Linked DNA regions of Homo sapiens: region 1 is linked to region 2. Evidence: chromatin loops called from intact Hi-C (ENCODE). Cell type or tissue: heart left ventricle. All regions are shown on one strand. Region 1 overlaps NTN1 (netrin 1). Region 2 overlaps NTN1 (netrin 1).

Region 1 (8,000 bases), 68 kb after region 2:
AGCATTATTCATAAGAGCCAAAAAATGGACACAACTCAAATGTCCATCAACTGATGAATGAATCAAAATTTGATATGTTTACATAATGGAATTCAGCCATTAAAAGGAAATGAAGTACTGCTATAACATGGATGAACCATGAAAACATTATGCTAATTGAAAGACGTCAGTCACAAAAGGCCATATGTTACGTGATTCTATTTATATGAAATGTCCAGAATAGGCAAATCTGTAAAGATCAAAAGCCTACTTAGGGTGTGGGTGCAGATCAGGGTGAAGGATGGAAAGTGACTGCTAATTCGTAGAAAGCTCCTTTTGGGGATGACAAAAATGTTATAGGATTAGTTTCAGTTATGGTTGTACCAATCGACGAACATACTAAAAACCACTTTCCATGGGTGAATTGTATGACATGTGAATTATACCTCAGAAATCAATTAAAGAAATGCATTACATTAATAGTCAAAGCAGAAAAATGATATGATCATTTTGATTAATATCTAAAGGATTAACATTCTACATATTCTTGAATATTTTTTAAAAAAAGAGCACAGTTTGGGAGTCTCAGGCAGGAGGATCACTTGAACCCAGGAGTTTAAGATCAGCTTGGGCAACACAGCAAGACCTCATCTCTACAAAAATTTCTTTAAAAAATTAGCTGGGCATGGTGCACACCCATAGTCTCAGCTACTCAAGAGTGTGAGGTAGGAGGATTGCTTTAGCCCAGGAGGTTGAGGCTGCAATGAGCTATGATTGATCATGCTACTGCACTCCAGCCTGGGCAACCAATCAAGACCTTATCTCTCCAACAAAAAAACAAACAAAAAAAAAAGTAAGAAAGAGCAACCCTCCCAGTAAGTCAGGAATAGAGGTCTCTCCATTGAGTACAATAAAGAACATCCATATGAAACTAGCAACAAACAACATATTTAACAATGAAACTCTAGAAATGTGCTCACTTAAATCAGTAGTAATACAAGAGTACATTACCATTATTATATATACCATTACTTTGACATTCTATCCAATGCAGTAAGACAAGAAAAATAAATAGTACAAGTATTGGAAAAGAAGGGCTAAAATATTCATATATATAGTTGAAGTCCAGAGAAACTGAAACACTGTGAGAACGAATTAAAAAGAGTTTAGTAAAGCTGAAGGTTGCAAAATACATAAAAATGTATATATAGTTCATAGCTTTTCTATACATTGTAATACCCACTTAGAAAATAAAATGAGAAGGAAAAAATCCCTTTCATAATAGTAATCAAAATTATAAATACATAGAAGTAAACTCTTCTGAAAAAATGTGTGATGCTAATATAAAGAAATTTATGAACCTTACTGAATAGCATAAAAGAAGACATAAATAAATGTAGATGTTCTATACTTCCAAATTGTAAAACTTAAAATTGGAAGGGTATCTACCACACATCTATTGGAATGGCTAAAATTTCTAAAAGATTGGCCATATCAAATGCTGATGAGGAAATGGACTGGAGAAACTAGAACTCTCATACACTGCAGATATAGATGTAAAGTGGTACTACCATTTTGGAAAATAGTTTGACAGTTTATTAAAAGTTAGACCTACACCTACTGTATCATCCAGCCAATCCACTCTTAGGTATTTGCCCAAGAGAGATGAAAGTGTATGTCCATGCAAAGACTTCTAAAAGAATGTTCATAGCTGCTTTACCTGTAATAGCCAAAAACTAGAAACAAGCTAAATGCCCATCAGCAGGTGAATGGAAAAATTGTGGTATAGCAATACAATGAATACCCCCCCAGAAATAAAAAGGATTGAACTATTAATGCACTTAACATGATGGATGAATAAATAATCCAACTAAGCATGGAAGGTGAAAGAAACCAGACCACACGTACCGTATGATTCCATTTACACAAAACTCTAGAAAAGGCAAACAGATATACAATGACAGAAGGCACCATGGTGGAAAGGGGCAGGAGGGATTACCAAGACAGCAGGAACATTTTGGGCTGATGGATATGTTATTTATCTTGATTGTGGTGATGGTTTCACAGGTGTATACATAAGTCAAACTTACCAAGTTATACTTTTTATATATGTGCAATTTACTGAACAATTATATCTCAATAAATCTGTAAAAAAAAATCATCTGGAAGAATCAAAGAGAAACACATAAGTACAATTCATGATTTTGACCAGACTTAAAACCTACTTTTCTGATATCCTAAAAGCCCTATTGGGTACATTTAAATAATCAAATCATTACATACAAGAGACATGTTGATACAGTTACAATGTTTTCAACTATCACCAAGTTCATTTTAACAACACTGCTGTCAAATTACTAATGGCATTTGTAATGAAACTTGACAAACTCATCTAAAGCCAATAAATAAATATATAAAGAAACAAGCAAGCAAGAATAGCAATGAGAATAAGTGAAAATGAACAGATGAATAATGAGTGAATACTGAACCTACCAGATACTGAAATATCCAAACAGATAGAAAGTGGCAGGAAAACAGATTTGTGAAACAAAATGGAAAAATCCAGAGAACAGATCCAAGTTTATATAATACTTAAGCATTTAATAAATATGGCATCTCAAATCAGTGACAAAAAATGATGTTTCTCAATAGTTGTCACTGAATAACTGGCTAAATATTTGATGAAAAAATGGATATCCTTACCTCACACCATATGTCACGATTAATTCCAGATGTGTGAAAGATTAAAATATATTACTTCGAGTTCTGGCAACAAGGTGGACTGAGGTAATGCAGAACCCCTACCACTGCAAGCATCTAGAAATACTAGATGAAATGTAAGTTTAAAAAAATTTAATGAATAGCAGATCTCATAAGAAATAAAAGGAAATCCCCAGGTGCTAGAGGAAAGAAAAATCTGAAAGCCAAAGTGTTAAGAGAAACCCTGAGACCCCAGTGATCATGAGGTGTGTGGGAGGAGGGAGGGAACAGCAGGGAGGATAGAGAAAGGGGAAAGACTGACTGATTATTAGACCTGGAAACAGGCTTTAATGCCTTGAGCTTAGGATTTAGCACCCACACACAGACCGGAGATAAGGCCTCAGGTCTTGCAAGCCCAGGAGTTGCAAATGGGACCCCTGCTTTCTTTATCAAATATTTAATAAGCACCTACTTATGCCAGGCCCCCTGTGAATAAAAGAGAATTCCTGACCTTATGTACCTTAACATTCCAACAAGTGATAGAAAGGAACAAATGGGAGGAGGGGAAAACAATTAAGAACATAATAAATAAGTAAATTAAATAGTGTCTTAGGTGGTATGAGTGTTATGGGGAAAAGGAGTTAGTAGGGGAGGATAAGGGTGATCTCAGGTGTGTGTGTGTGTGGAGAGAGAGAAAGAGAGGAGAAGACAGAGAAAGAGAGAGAGACACAGAGAGAGAGAGTCCGATAGACACAAATAGGGGAGCTGTTTGCAGTATAAATAGAATAGTCCGGGTAAGCCTCACAGAAGTGATATTTGACCAAAGACTTGAAGGAACCTAGGGAGTCATTTATTTGCATATTTGGGCCTATCTCAAGCCCAGACTCAGCTGCTGTACCAGGGCTATAAGCTGTGTACCCACTAACAGCAAGGAGGCCTGGGAGCTGGAACAGACTGAGTGAGCAGCAAAGTGCCAGGAGATGAGAATAGAGAGGAAGCAGGGGCCAGACCACACAGGGCTTTGCAACCGTTGTAAGTGTTCTGGGTGTTCCTCTGAGTGAACAGGGAACTAACACACAGGCAGTTACCTCTGGCTGCTGTGTTAAGAAGAGACCAGGGAGGCTGAGGGACAAAGATAAAGGAAGGGAGACCAGCTAGGAAACTGCAGCTGTAATCGCAGTAGCAGAAAAACCTGGACCTTCCAAATGCCCCCTGGGTCAAAAGGGGACGAAGAAGCTTTGTCCATCGGGCTAAGGTGACAGCAAAAATTTGTCTCTACCTAGAGTTCTGGGTAAAGGCAGAAAAAGTCCTCAGTGAGGGAGAAAAATAAACCCCAGGCCTGGGAAGGTTTAGAGGCCAAGTACATACTCCTCATTTGATATAATAATTTTCAAGATGATTAATTAATGGAAAATTTGGTCCTAGTCCAGTGATACCTCTAGAATGTCTGGCAGAATTAATGCAAAATCATATGGATAGGGGCATTTCCATAACTAACAGCAGTGGGATTTCCACGAAATCCCAAATAAAGATAAGCTCACAGTCAGAAAGTACAAAACACATAAGGAAATCATTCACCATGAGCAAAGGTCAGCAGACAAAATAAGCGAGAGGATCAGTATCCCCAAGAAGTTGAGATCATCCATCAAACTAACAAAGACTATAGGAAAAGTTATGTTTAAGACTATTTACAAGGAAATAAGGCTGAGCAAAAGAAACCAGATATTGAAGAGAACATACAGTATGATTTCAATTACATAAAGTTCAAAAATAGGCAAATTAAATCTATTGTGTTGGAAGTCAAAATGGTGGTTACCCTGGGGGGTTGGGAGGAGCCTTCTGGAAATACTGTATTTCTTCATGTTAGTGGTAGACACAGAGGTGAGCTCACTTTGTGAAAATTCATACACCTGAACACTCATGATTTAAAGAGAGAAGACCAGCTAGCGAACACACTGGAAGGCAAAGAGGGAGAGTCCCATGTCCCCACCCCTGCAAGTGGAAGAGCTGGAGAGTGGGAGGTGGGGAAATTGTCAGTAGGGTTGGAGGGTAGGCCCAAGTGAGGTCCTCCAGTTAGAGCCTGAGCAGTCCTTTGAGGGAACCCCAGTGGAGGGGTAGGGTTGGAAAATGTATCATTCAAGTTATAGAGCTGCTTCTGGTTGAGCAGGGAATGGGGTGAGTTCGTTAAGGAAGACTGAAGAAGTCCTCAGGAAGGCAGTATATTCCACTAGACCTACAGAATATCATTACATGACCTTTGTGACCCAACCCCTCGTTTTACAGGAGAGAACTGAGGCCCAGAGAAGTAAAGACACTTGTACAAAGTCACCTTTGCTTCCCAGTATTACTAGTTTTCCTGTCAGGGAGTATGCAGATTAAAGATAAGTGGCAGGCCAAGCAGGTGACTCATGCCTGTAATCTAAGCACTCTGAGAGGCTGAGGCAGGAGGATTGCTTGAACCCAGAAGTTCAAGGCTGCAGTGAGACGTGATTGCACCACTGTGCTCTAGACTGGATGACAGAGCGAGACCCTGTCTCTACAAAAAAAAAAAAAAAAAAAAAAAAAAAGATAAGAGACGACTTGGCCCAGTGGTGAAAAGCAAGCCTCCAGAGCTGCACTGCCTGGATTCCAATTCCAGTTCTGCCACCTGCTAGCTGTGTGACCTCAGGCACCTTAACTAACCTCCATGTGCCTCAGTTTCTTTGCCTGTAAAACTGTATACAGATATAAATTTGTACAACCACTTTCCACTAAATAGAGAGTTTAACCACTGTCTATTAAAGCTGAACAGGCCAGCCATGGTGGCTCACGCCTGTAATCCCAGCACCCTGGGAGTCTGAGAAGGAAGGATCCCTTGAGCCCAAGAATTCAAGACCAGCCTGGGTAACATAGTGAGACCCCCGTCTCTACAAATAATTTTTTCTTTTTTGAGATAGAGCCTTGCTCTATTGCTCAGGCTGGAGTGCAGTGGCACCATCTTGGCTCACTGCAACCTCCGCCTCCCAGGTTCAGGCAATTCTCATGCCTCAGCTTCCCAAGTAGCTAGGATTACAGGCGTGCACCACCATACCCGGCTAATTTTTGTATTTTTAGTAGAGATGGGGTTTCAATATGTTGGCCAGGCTGGTTTTGAACTCCTGACCTCAAGTGATCCACCTGCCTCAGCCTCCCAAAGTGCTGGGATGATAGGCATGATCCACCATGCCCAACCCTCTACAAATAATTTTTTTTAAATACCCAAGTGCGGTGATGTGCACCTGTGATCCCAGCTACTCAGGAGGCTGAAGCAGGAGGATCGCCTGAGCTCAGAAAGCTGGATGACAGGAGGCTGGGTGACAGAGACCTTGTCTCAAAAAATGTTAAAAATAAAAGTGAAATTGAACAGATGCCCAAACCCTAGGACCCAGCAATTCCCCTTCTTGATACACACCCAGCAGAAGTGCATTCAGATGTGCATCAAAAGACATGGACAAGTATGGTCACAGCAGTGCTACTGTTAATAGCCAAAACCTGGGAACAGCCCAAATGCCTGCCGTAAGTGGAGTGGAGAAATACCCTGTGATACATTTATATCACACAATACTGGCCAGCAATGGAAACTAAGAAACTACTACTATACATGGATGAAGACCACAAATGTAACATGGAGCAAAAGAAGCCAGAATATGATTCCATTTATACCAAGTTCAAAAATAATCAAAACCCGTCTGGGCACGGTGGCTCATGCCTGTAATCCCAGCACTTTGGGAGGCTGAGGCGGGCGGATCACAAGGTCAGGAGATCGAGACCATCCTGGCTAACACAGTGAAACCCCGTCTCTACTAAAAATACAAAAAATTAGCCGGGTGTGGTGGCGGGCGCCTGTAGTCCCAGCTACTCGGGAGACTGAGGCAGGAGAATGGCATGAACCTGGGAGGCGGAGCTTGCAGCGAGCCGCGATCACGCCACTGCACTCCAGCCTGGGCGACAGAGCGAAACTCCGTCTCAAAAAATAACAAATAAATAAAAAATAAACAAAAATAATCAAAACCCATGTATGGTGGGTAGGGGGCGTGGTAACTGGGTGGACGCACAGGTCAGCTTCTGGGTTGCTGGTATGTTCTTGATGCGGGTGCTGGTTATACAAGCGTGTGCATATCATGAATAGTCTTTGCACTGGACACATAATTCATGGGATTTTCTCTACATGTGTTACACTACAATAAAGAAGTTTACTTAAGAATAACAAGGCCAGGCGCAGTGGCTCACCCCTGTAATCCCAGCACTTTGGGAGGCTGAGGTGGGTGGATCACCTGAGGTCAAGAGTTCGAGACCAGCCTGGCCAGCATGGTGAAACCCCGTCTCCACTAAAAATACAAAAATTAGCTGGTCTTGGTGGTGCACGCCTGTAATCTCAGCTACTCGGGAGGCTGAGGTAGGAGAATATCTTGAATCTGAGAGGCGGAGGCTGTAGTGAGCTGAGATCGTACCACTGCACTCCAGCCTGGGTGACAGAGCAAGACTCTATCTTAAAAAAAAAGAAAAAGAAAAAAAAAAAGAATAACAAGCCCTGATAGGGCCGCTATGAGGATTAAATGAGGTAATACTTATAAAGGGCTTAGAACAGTACATGGTGATAATAAAGGCTATAGAAATGTGTGCTGATAAAATCCCAAGGTCTAGGATCAGAACCCTACCTCTGGGTCTCCTTCCTGTACCCCTCCTCTGAGCCCTCTTTCAAGGCAGAACACAGGGCTCCTCACACTCCCCACCCTATCCAATCTATCAAGGTGGTCTTGAGCTGGGCCCCCAGGACACCAAGGCATCAAAGGCACAGACAGCTTAATTTACCCAAGTCCACACTCCTGGTGGAACTGGAATTTAAACCCAGCCAGTCTGAAGTCAAAGACGGGTGTTCTCTCACCATTGTCCCTAATACATGTATCTTGGTATTTCACACTTTAGTAGATAGAATGTTGTGCTCTCTGATCTTGACTTAAAACTAAGTAACTAAGTACTTTCTTTCTTTTCTTTTTCTTTTTTTTTTTTTTTTTGAGACAGAGTTTCGCTCTTGTTGCCCAGGCTGGAATGCAATGGTGTGATCTCTGCTCACTGCAACCTCCGCCTCCCAGATTCAAGTAATTCTCCTGCCTCAGCCTCCCAAGTAGCTGGGATTACAGGCACGTGCCACCACGCCCGGCTAATTTTGTATTTTTAGTAGAGACGGGGTTTCTCCATGTTGGTCTGGCTGGTCTCGAACTCCCAACCTCAGGTGATCCGCCTGCCTCGGCCTCCCGAAGTGCTGGGATTACAGGCGTGAGCCACCATGCCCAGCCAACTAA
Region 2 (8,000 bases):
ACTGGAACATCCACTAAAATATCACTTAGATAAAGTAACTCACAGACAACACTCTGTATTGTGCAAAGATGCATACATGTAATTAAAGTGAAAAACAGAGAAAGATAAACTGACTATACTATTTGTTTCTGGGAAGAAAGAAATTGAATGGAACTAAAAAGGAAAATGAGAAGTATTTCAAACTTGGCAATGTTCTCTTATTATTTTAAAAAAAGGTCAAAAAGAAAAACACTTCAGGCCAGGCACTGTGCCTCACGCCTGTAATCCTTGCACTTTGGGAGGCCAAGTTGGGAGGATCATGAGGTCAGGAGTTCGAGACCAGCCTGATCAACATGGTGAAACCCCGTCTCTACTAAAAATACAAAAATTAGCCGGGGGTGGTGGTGCACAGCTGTAGTCCCAGCTACTCGGTAGGCTGAGGCAGGAGAATCGCTTGAACCCAGGAGGCAGAGGTTGCAGTGAGCCGAGATCACACCACTGCACTCCAGCCTAGGCAACAGAGGGAGACTCTGTCTCAAAAAAAGAAAGAAAAGAAAAGAAAGAAAAAGAAAAAGAAAAACATTGAAGAGAAAGATATAACTATCCTGTGAAGGAGAATACTGTAACTTCCTAGAGAGTGGGCAGATAAGACAAAGTGTTCTAACTATGCTGAGGACAGAAAGGACCACCAGCCAGCCTTGGGACACCTTCCTGAAGGAGGTGGCGCCAGAGCCTTGAAGGATGAGTGGGCAGGATTTGGAGATGGACCTGAGGATGCCTTCTATACCACCCCACATCTGCTTTCCTGGGCATTCTGGACCAGTCTCACTTGCTATGTCTACTGAATAATGTTTTAAGTTCTCAAATTTTAATACAAACTATAAATGAGTTGAACACTCTATCTTTCAGGATACAATGACCTGTACCATGGGGTGTCTGTGGATTATTTGATCAGCATCCAAAGGCCAGAAAGTCGAAAACCCTCCCCAGACTTCCTCACAGTAGCCTCTGCGTGTGACTCCGGCTCTGCTGATTAGACTTTGATGTGAAGCAGTAGGGAGAGGGCCAGGGTACGAGGCACCCCTTCCTGGGGTGGATTGTGCCAGAGCTATGGTTCTGTGGCTGGCTGCATGATAACATCCCCACCGCCTGCTTCTGTAACTTCCTGATTGTAGCAGCCTTGGTGATCTGTCTGGGGAGCAGGTTGGGGAGTTTGTTCCTGAAAGCTCAGCCCAGAGTCTTTTCTTCAGCCTTCCCAACAATTCTGAGAGTTATCCCAATTCGCATGAATCCCTTCCTCCTTGAATTAGTGGATTCAGTTATTTGTAGAACCCTAACTTACACAAGTTCACTGAATGTTTCTTTGTGCCAAGCCTATAATCTTTGATTACATTCTTTTTTGTCATGAGCCCACAGCCCCTGAGCTAAGCAAGATTTCTTACCACTGTGATCAAACTATGTTTGATGAATGAGGGAGCCAGTGAATAGATGGGTTTCAAGCATTTATGACAAACAGCAGAAAGAAAACTTAGGAAATGTTGTCCAAAAAGGTATCAGGCCAGGGTTTGGCAAACTCTTTTCTGCAAAGGACCAGATAGTAAATATTTTGGGCTTTTCGGCCCATGCAGTTTTTGTCACAGTGACTTAACACCGACATTGCAGTGCGAAAGCAGCTATAACAGTACTTAAACAAATGGGTGTGGCTGTGTGCCAATAAAACTTTATTTACAAAAGTAGGTGGCCAGCCAGATTCTGCCCATGGACCATGGTTTGCCGACCACCACCCACTGTAGGCTACAAATACAATAAAACAATTACCAGAATGTCCCCAGCCTGTGGAGAAGTTCAAAGAAGTCAGCCACAACCTGGGCTTCCACATCCCATTTCCAGCTGAATGAGCCAGGGGTCTAAGTCAGTGGTTCCACGTTCACACAGCGTTCCTCCCGCACCCCCAAACTTTTTTTCTTTCTAACAATGTATAATCTGGAAACAGTCATAACCGGGGAGTAAGTGCCCACATGTCTTTCACATTTTTTGCAACAGCATAAATCACATTTTATCTGAGCATCTAAGATTCTTTTCTCTCAACTGACTGAGGTGCACAGAATTTCCATTTCAGTCTTTAATTAAAATACAGTTAAAACACAAAATGCATATGGAAATTAAATTGGTACAGACATTAGTGTTGGGATTACAAAATGTCTCCAAACAGTTTCACATATGGTAATAATAGCTAAACAAATTTGGCGCTTAAAGGATAACTTCTGCCTCAGAATCATAGAGTTGGAGAGTGTCACAAATACAAGATGTACTACAGTTTTACCTAATACCCCAAGTGTAAATAAGTGTGCTGCTGGGGTCACATGGGGCTTTGACCCAAATTCCACCCCTTCTTTTATCTAGATGAGGGACCACGAGTACATTATCTTTCTGCTGCTCAGCTTCCTCAGCTTTAAATGCGATCAGTATGTGGTTGGTGTGACAAAGGAAATAACCTAAGTGTTTAGCACGGGGTATGGATCCCAGTAAGTGCAAAATAAAGGATCTGTGCTGTGATGATGATGATGATGATGGTGACGGCGAAGATACAACAAAAGGTTCTGAAATGCCATTTTGGGGCCCAGTGTGGTGGCTAATACCTGTAATCCCAGCACTTTGGGAGGCCAAGGCGGGTGGATCACCTGAGGTCAGGAGTTCGAGACCAGCCTGGCCAACATGGTGAAACCCCCGTCTCTACTAAAAATACAAAAATTAGCCGGGCATGGTGGTGGGCACCTGTACTCCCAGCTACTTGGGAGGCTGAGGCAGGAGAATTGCTTGAACCCAGGAAGCGGAGGTTGCAGTGAGCCGAGCGTGCACCACTGCATTCCAGCCTGGGTGACAGAGCGAGACTCTGTCGAAAGGAAGGAAGGAAGGAAGGAAGGAAGGAAGGAAGGAAGGAAGGAAGGAAGGAAGGAAGGAAGGGAGGAAGGAAGGAAGGAAATGCCATTTTGCCAGATGGCAAATCAGTGGTCAGAACCAAAACTACATGTAGGATATTCCGTTCCGTGTGCTAACTCCGAGGCAGGCCTACAGCTTCACACTTCAACCATCTTTGGTTGATAATAACTCACACAAAAATTCTGCCCCCAAGATACAAAACACAACCAGATTTGCCAAGGCACAAACCCTGAGTGCCAAGAGTCAGGTACGACTGCTCCATCTCACCCGCAAGGCAGGTGAGGCAGTGGGCTGGAAGTCCTTCTCTGCAATTAACCACCTGTGTGATCACAGACAAGTCACTTCCCATCTCTGGACCAGGAAGTGTGGTTTATTTAGCGCTTCTCCAACTTTGATGTGCAGATTCTGATTCAGCAGGTCTGGGATGGGGCCCAGGAGTTTGCATCACTAATAAGTTCCCAGGCGATATTGTTGACGCTGCTGGTTGGGGGGCCATGCTTTGGGAGTAGCTGGTCCAGATGGTCTCTTGGTTTCCCCACTCCCCATCCCCACCCAACTAGCATTTCTTTTTTTTTTTAAATCGGAATACCAGGGTGTGTCTGCTCACCATTCATTTCCTCTTCCTTCCCTTCAACCCACCTCCCTCTGTCTTTAGGCTGCCTACTTATCCAGCTCACCTGCACATTTGGGGGACTTGGGGGAGGGGGAGGATTCCCACAGTTCTAAAGAACCAGTGACAAATTGGCTGTACTCTACCAACTGCGTGAGGTCAAGGAGGAGAGAAACAGAGAGAGACAGAGAGACAGAGACAGAGAGAGAGAGAGAGAGAGAAAGAGAGAGAGACAGAACAGATCTCAAGGAACCAAACATCTTTTAGGAGAAAATCCTGTTTCTCAGCTAGGCGCCCTTACTCCCACCCCTGTCCCCACAGGAGCCAGGGATAATATCATGAACACTGAAGAACGCCCACGTTTTGACAGATTTATAACAAAGCCGTCTCCACAGGAAAAATGATTCTGGATTAATGCCTCCTACATCCACCTGCCAGCTGGGAGCATTCTTTTCTCAGCCCCCAAATGTTCCTAAGCCTTTTAAGGCCACCATTCACACACACACACCAGGCTCCAGATACCTTCAGAAAAGGCCCGGAGAGGTGACAGGACACCTAATGAATAAGCCTGGGGTGGGGCAATGCAAAGGGAAGAAAAGCTGGATTTCCTAGGACTGGGCAGATGGAGCAGACCAAGCTGACCCAAGGGGGCTGGCCCTGGAAATCCGGCCCAGGTGTGGTGTCTTCCTGGGGGCTCTTCCTAAAGGCCAGGTGTCAGAGGGCAGCATTCTTTGGGAATGTCCCTGCTGGTAAAGGGGCTAACACCACGTCTTTTCATTCTGAAATGGACGCTCAAAACAAAACACCTGTCCTTGGACTGCCGGGTCTCTCACGGGCCCCACATGGCCAGCAGCCTGCTCCCACGGTGAGACCCAGCCATGGGTCACCCCACCCCTGCCCCACTCAGAGGCACTCACCATCACAGGGGCCTCGGCCTGGTACAGGAACACCTCGTAAGTGTTGAGGAATCTGGCTCTGACTCTGAAATGTCCTGTGAGCAGCAGGTCCCTGGCTGTCAGGTCAGGACTGTGGCCAACCTCGCACTCCCTAGAATAAAGCCCACGTGGGAAATCCTTCCCTTCCGTGGGCCAAATCGCCCCGCCTAAAGTCTCCCTGTCTCCAGGACCTGACGGGAAAGCTGTGCAAGTTCAAAAAAAGGCCAGACCAGGGTGTCATGGTGTTGGACATTCAGCTTTGACGTGCCAGCAAGAGAGAGCGGCTTCATGCCAGCTGGCCCGAGCACCCTCAAATGTGTCGGGCCTGCAGGTCAGCCTTGTGCCCAGCAGGGCTGACCCTATTGCTACCTCCAAGGTCACGCTGGGTCCTTTCCCAGTTTTCCAGACCCCCTCTGCTCTGCCCTCACAGCTCCCCTGCCGGGCTCCTTCCCAGGCCCCGAAGCACAGGAAGCTTTGTACGGCCCATTGCTTCTGCTCGTGTGTCTTTGTCTGTATGTATGTTGTGTTATTATCTGCAATCATCTATTGCAATCACCTATCTTTGTACTATGGTAAAATGCACAAGAAATTTACCACCTTAACCATTTTTAAGTATACAGTTCTATGGCATTAAGTACATTCACATTGTTGCACAATCATCACCACCTCCATCTCCAGAACTTTTTCATCTTCCCAAATTGAAACTCTGTACCCATTAAACACTAACTCCCCATTGCCACTCCCCTAACCTCGGGCAACCACCATTCTGCTTTCTGTCTGTATGAACTGGACTACTCTAGGTGCGTCCTATAAGTGGAATCATACGGTACTTGTCTTTTTTTTTTTTTTTTTTTTTTTGAGATGGAGTCTCTCTCTGTTGCCCAGGCTGGAGTACAGTGGCACCATCTTAGCTCACTGCAACCTCTGACTCCTGGGTTCAAGTGATTCTCGTGCCTCAGCCTCCCGAGTCTCTGGGACTACAGGCATCCACCATCACACCTGGCTAATTTTTTTGTATTTTTTAGTAGAGATGGAGTTTCGCCAAGTTGGTCAGGCTGGTCTTGAACTCCTGACCTCAGGTGATCCACCCACCTCGACCTCCCAAAGTGCTGGGATTACAGGCTTGAGCCACAGCACCCAGCCTAGTACTTGTTCTTTTGTGTCTAGCTTTTTTCACCAAGCATAACAGCTTCAAGGTTTATCCAAGTTGTAGCATGTGTGAGAATTTCCTACCATTTTAAGGCTGAGTAATATCCCATTGTATGTTGTATTAGTCCATTCTCATGCTGCTAATAAAGACATACCCGAAACTGGGTAATTTATAAAGGAAAGACGCTTAATTGACTCACAGTTCACCATGGCTGGCGAGGCTTCAGGAAACTTACAATCATGGCAGAAGGGGAAGCAAACACATGGTGGCAGCAAGCAGAAGTATAGACTGAAGGGAGAGAAAAGCCCCTTATAAAACCATCAGATCTCATGAGAACTCACTCACTATCATGAGAACAGCACGGAGGCAAACTCCCCCATGATTCAATTACCTCCCACTGGGTCCCTCCCACCACACATGGGGATTATGGGAACTACAATTCAAGATGAAACTTGGGTGGGGACACAGCCAAACCATATCACATGTATAAACCACATTTAGTTCATTCATTCATCAATCCATGGACATTTAGGTTGTTTCTACCTCTCGGCTCCTGTGAATCATGCTGCTATGAACATGGGTGGTACAAATATCTGTTCCAGTCCGTGCTTTCAATTCTTCTGAGTATATACCCTGTCAATCACTTTTTAGCTTTTTATTGACATATCAAATTGGTCAGAAAATTTTTTGCTCACAAAGCATACTGCTCATGGAATTTTCACGAACTGAACACATCCATGTGAATCAGCCTCAGGCCAAGAACCAGAACACTATCCCCCCACACTCACCATCAGAAGCCACCTCCTGCCACCTCCTCCACAGTCACTACCCTCCATCCAGCCAGGGTAGCCAATATCGTGACTGCCAACAGCATACATTAGCTTTGCCTGGCTTTGCACTTGACATAAATGGAATCGTAGAGTATGCATCTGGCTTCTTTTAGTCAACATTATGTTTCTGAGTTTTGACTACTTGTTGCATGTAGTTATAGGCTATTCATACTCATTCCTGTATAGCATTCCACTGTATGACATATCACAAGCTACTTTTCTATTCTATTGTTGATGGGCATTCATGGACAGTGTCCAGTTTGGGGCCATTATAGGAGTGTTACAATGAACATCCTAACACATGTCTCTTGGTAAATATATGGACACATTACCAATGGGTATAAACCCAAGAGTGGAATTGCTGCGTTATAAGATGGGCACATGTCAGCTTTAGTAGATGCCGCTGATATGGTTTGGCTGTGTCTACACTCAAATCTCATCTTGAATTGTCGTTCCCATAATCCCCATGTGTTATGGGGATATGGGAAGGACCAGGTAGAGATAATTGAATCATGGGGGCAGTTTCCCCAATCCTGGTCCTGTGATAGTGAGTTAGTTCTCACGAGATCTGATGGTTTTTTAAGGGGCTTCCCCTTCACTAAGCACTCATTCTTCTTCCTGCCGCCATGTGAAGGACATGTTTGCTCCCCCTTCTGCCATGATTGTAAGTTTCCTGAGGCCTCTCCAGCCATGCTGAACTGTGAGTCAATTAAGCCTCTTTCCTTCATAAATTACCCAGTCTCGGGTATGTCTTTATTAGCAATGTGAGAATGGACTAATACAGCCACAAAACTGTTATTTGATATGTTTATACTCCTGCCAGCAGAGTATTTTATCAACACCTGATATTCTTTGTCTTTTCCCATTTTAGGCACTCTGATAGTGCCTTGTGGCTCTAATTTGCATTTTCCTGATGATTAATGGAGTGGAGCACCAGATCATGTTTATTATTTCCTCTTATGTTTTGTTTTGTTGATACAGTCTCTCTCGTTGCCCAGGCTGGCGTGCAGTGATGGGTGCAATCATAGCTCACTGCAGCTTCCAACTCCTGGGCTCAAGCAATCTTCCTGCCTCAGCCTCCCAGCAGCTGGGACTACAGGTACACAGCACCATACCTGGCTACATTTCTTATTTTTTGTAGAGATGGGGTCTCCCTCTATCACTCAGGCTGCTCTCAAACTCCTGGCCTCAAGCAATCCTCCTGCCTCAGCCTCCCAAAGTGCTGGTGTGAGCCACCACACTGGGCCACCCCTTATGTTTTAGGTGCAGTTCACAATCCCCCAATAAGAAGGCAAGGCAGGGATTAGGAAGAAATCCTGGCTTGTGCTGTGTTGTATAAGACAAGGCTAAAATCCCCACTCACCTGGCCAGGTTGCTGTCATGGGCCCTGGACTGGATTAGTCTCAGCTGGTCTGCTTCTCAATCACTGTGTTTGCTCATAACAGGGTCCCAAGGGCCAGGACTTCTGCCAAAAGTGCCAGATGTCACAAGGTTGGCAGTGGCAGATACAAAAAGCCAACAATACCATAAATACAAGTGTGCAATTCTTCAGAACA

Evidence for each region. A loop is a pair of places that touch in the nucleus more often than their neighbours do. Peaks named below come from ENCODE experiments on the same cell type or tissue, not always from the same donor. Only the 100,000 strongest peaks of a DNase experiment are listed, where the experiment ranks them.
Region 1: it touches region 2 in a loop (4-fold over the local background); 14 of 110 quality-filtered maps call a loop at or near these places.

What each region holds. Positions count from the first base shown.
Region 1 is chr17:9,033,630-9,041,629 of GRCh38, reverse strand. All of the region lies in intron 2 of NTN1 (netrin 1), which reads right to left. Among named protein-coding and RNA genes, the nearest start is that of NTN1, 16 kb to the right of the region's middle. In heart left ventricle, no CTCF peak of the experiment used is centred here; no DNase peak of the experiment used is centred here.
Region 2 is chr17:9,101,411-9,109,410 of GRCh38, reverse strand. All of the region lies in intron 2 of NTN1 (netrin 1), which reads right to left. Among named protein-coding and RNA genes, the nearest start is that of NTN1, 84 kb to the right of the region's middle. In heart left ventricle, no CTCF peak of the experiment used is centred here; a DNase peak (open chromatin) is centred at 4,680; H3K27ac peaks cover 2,372 bases.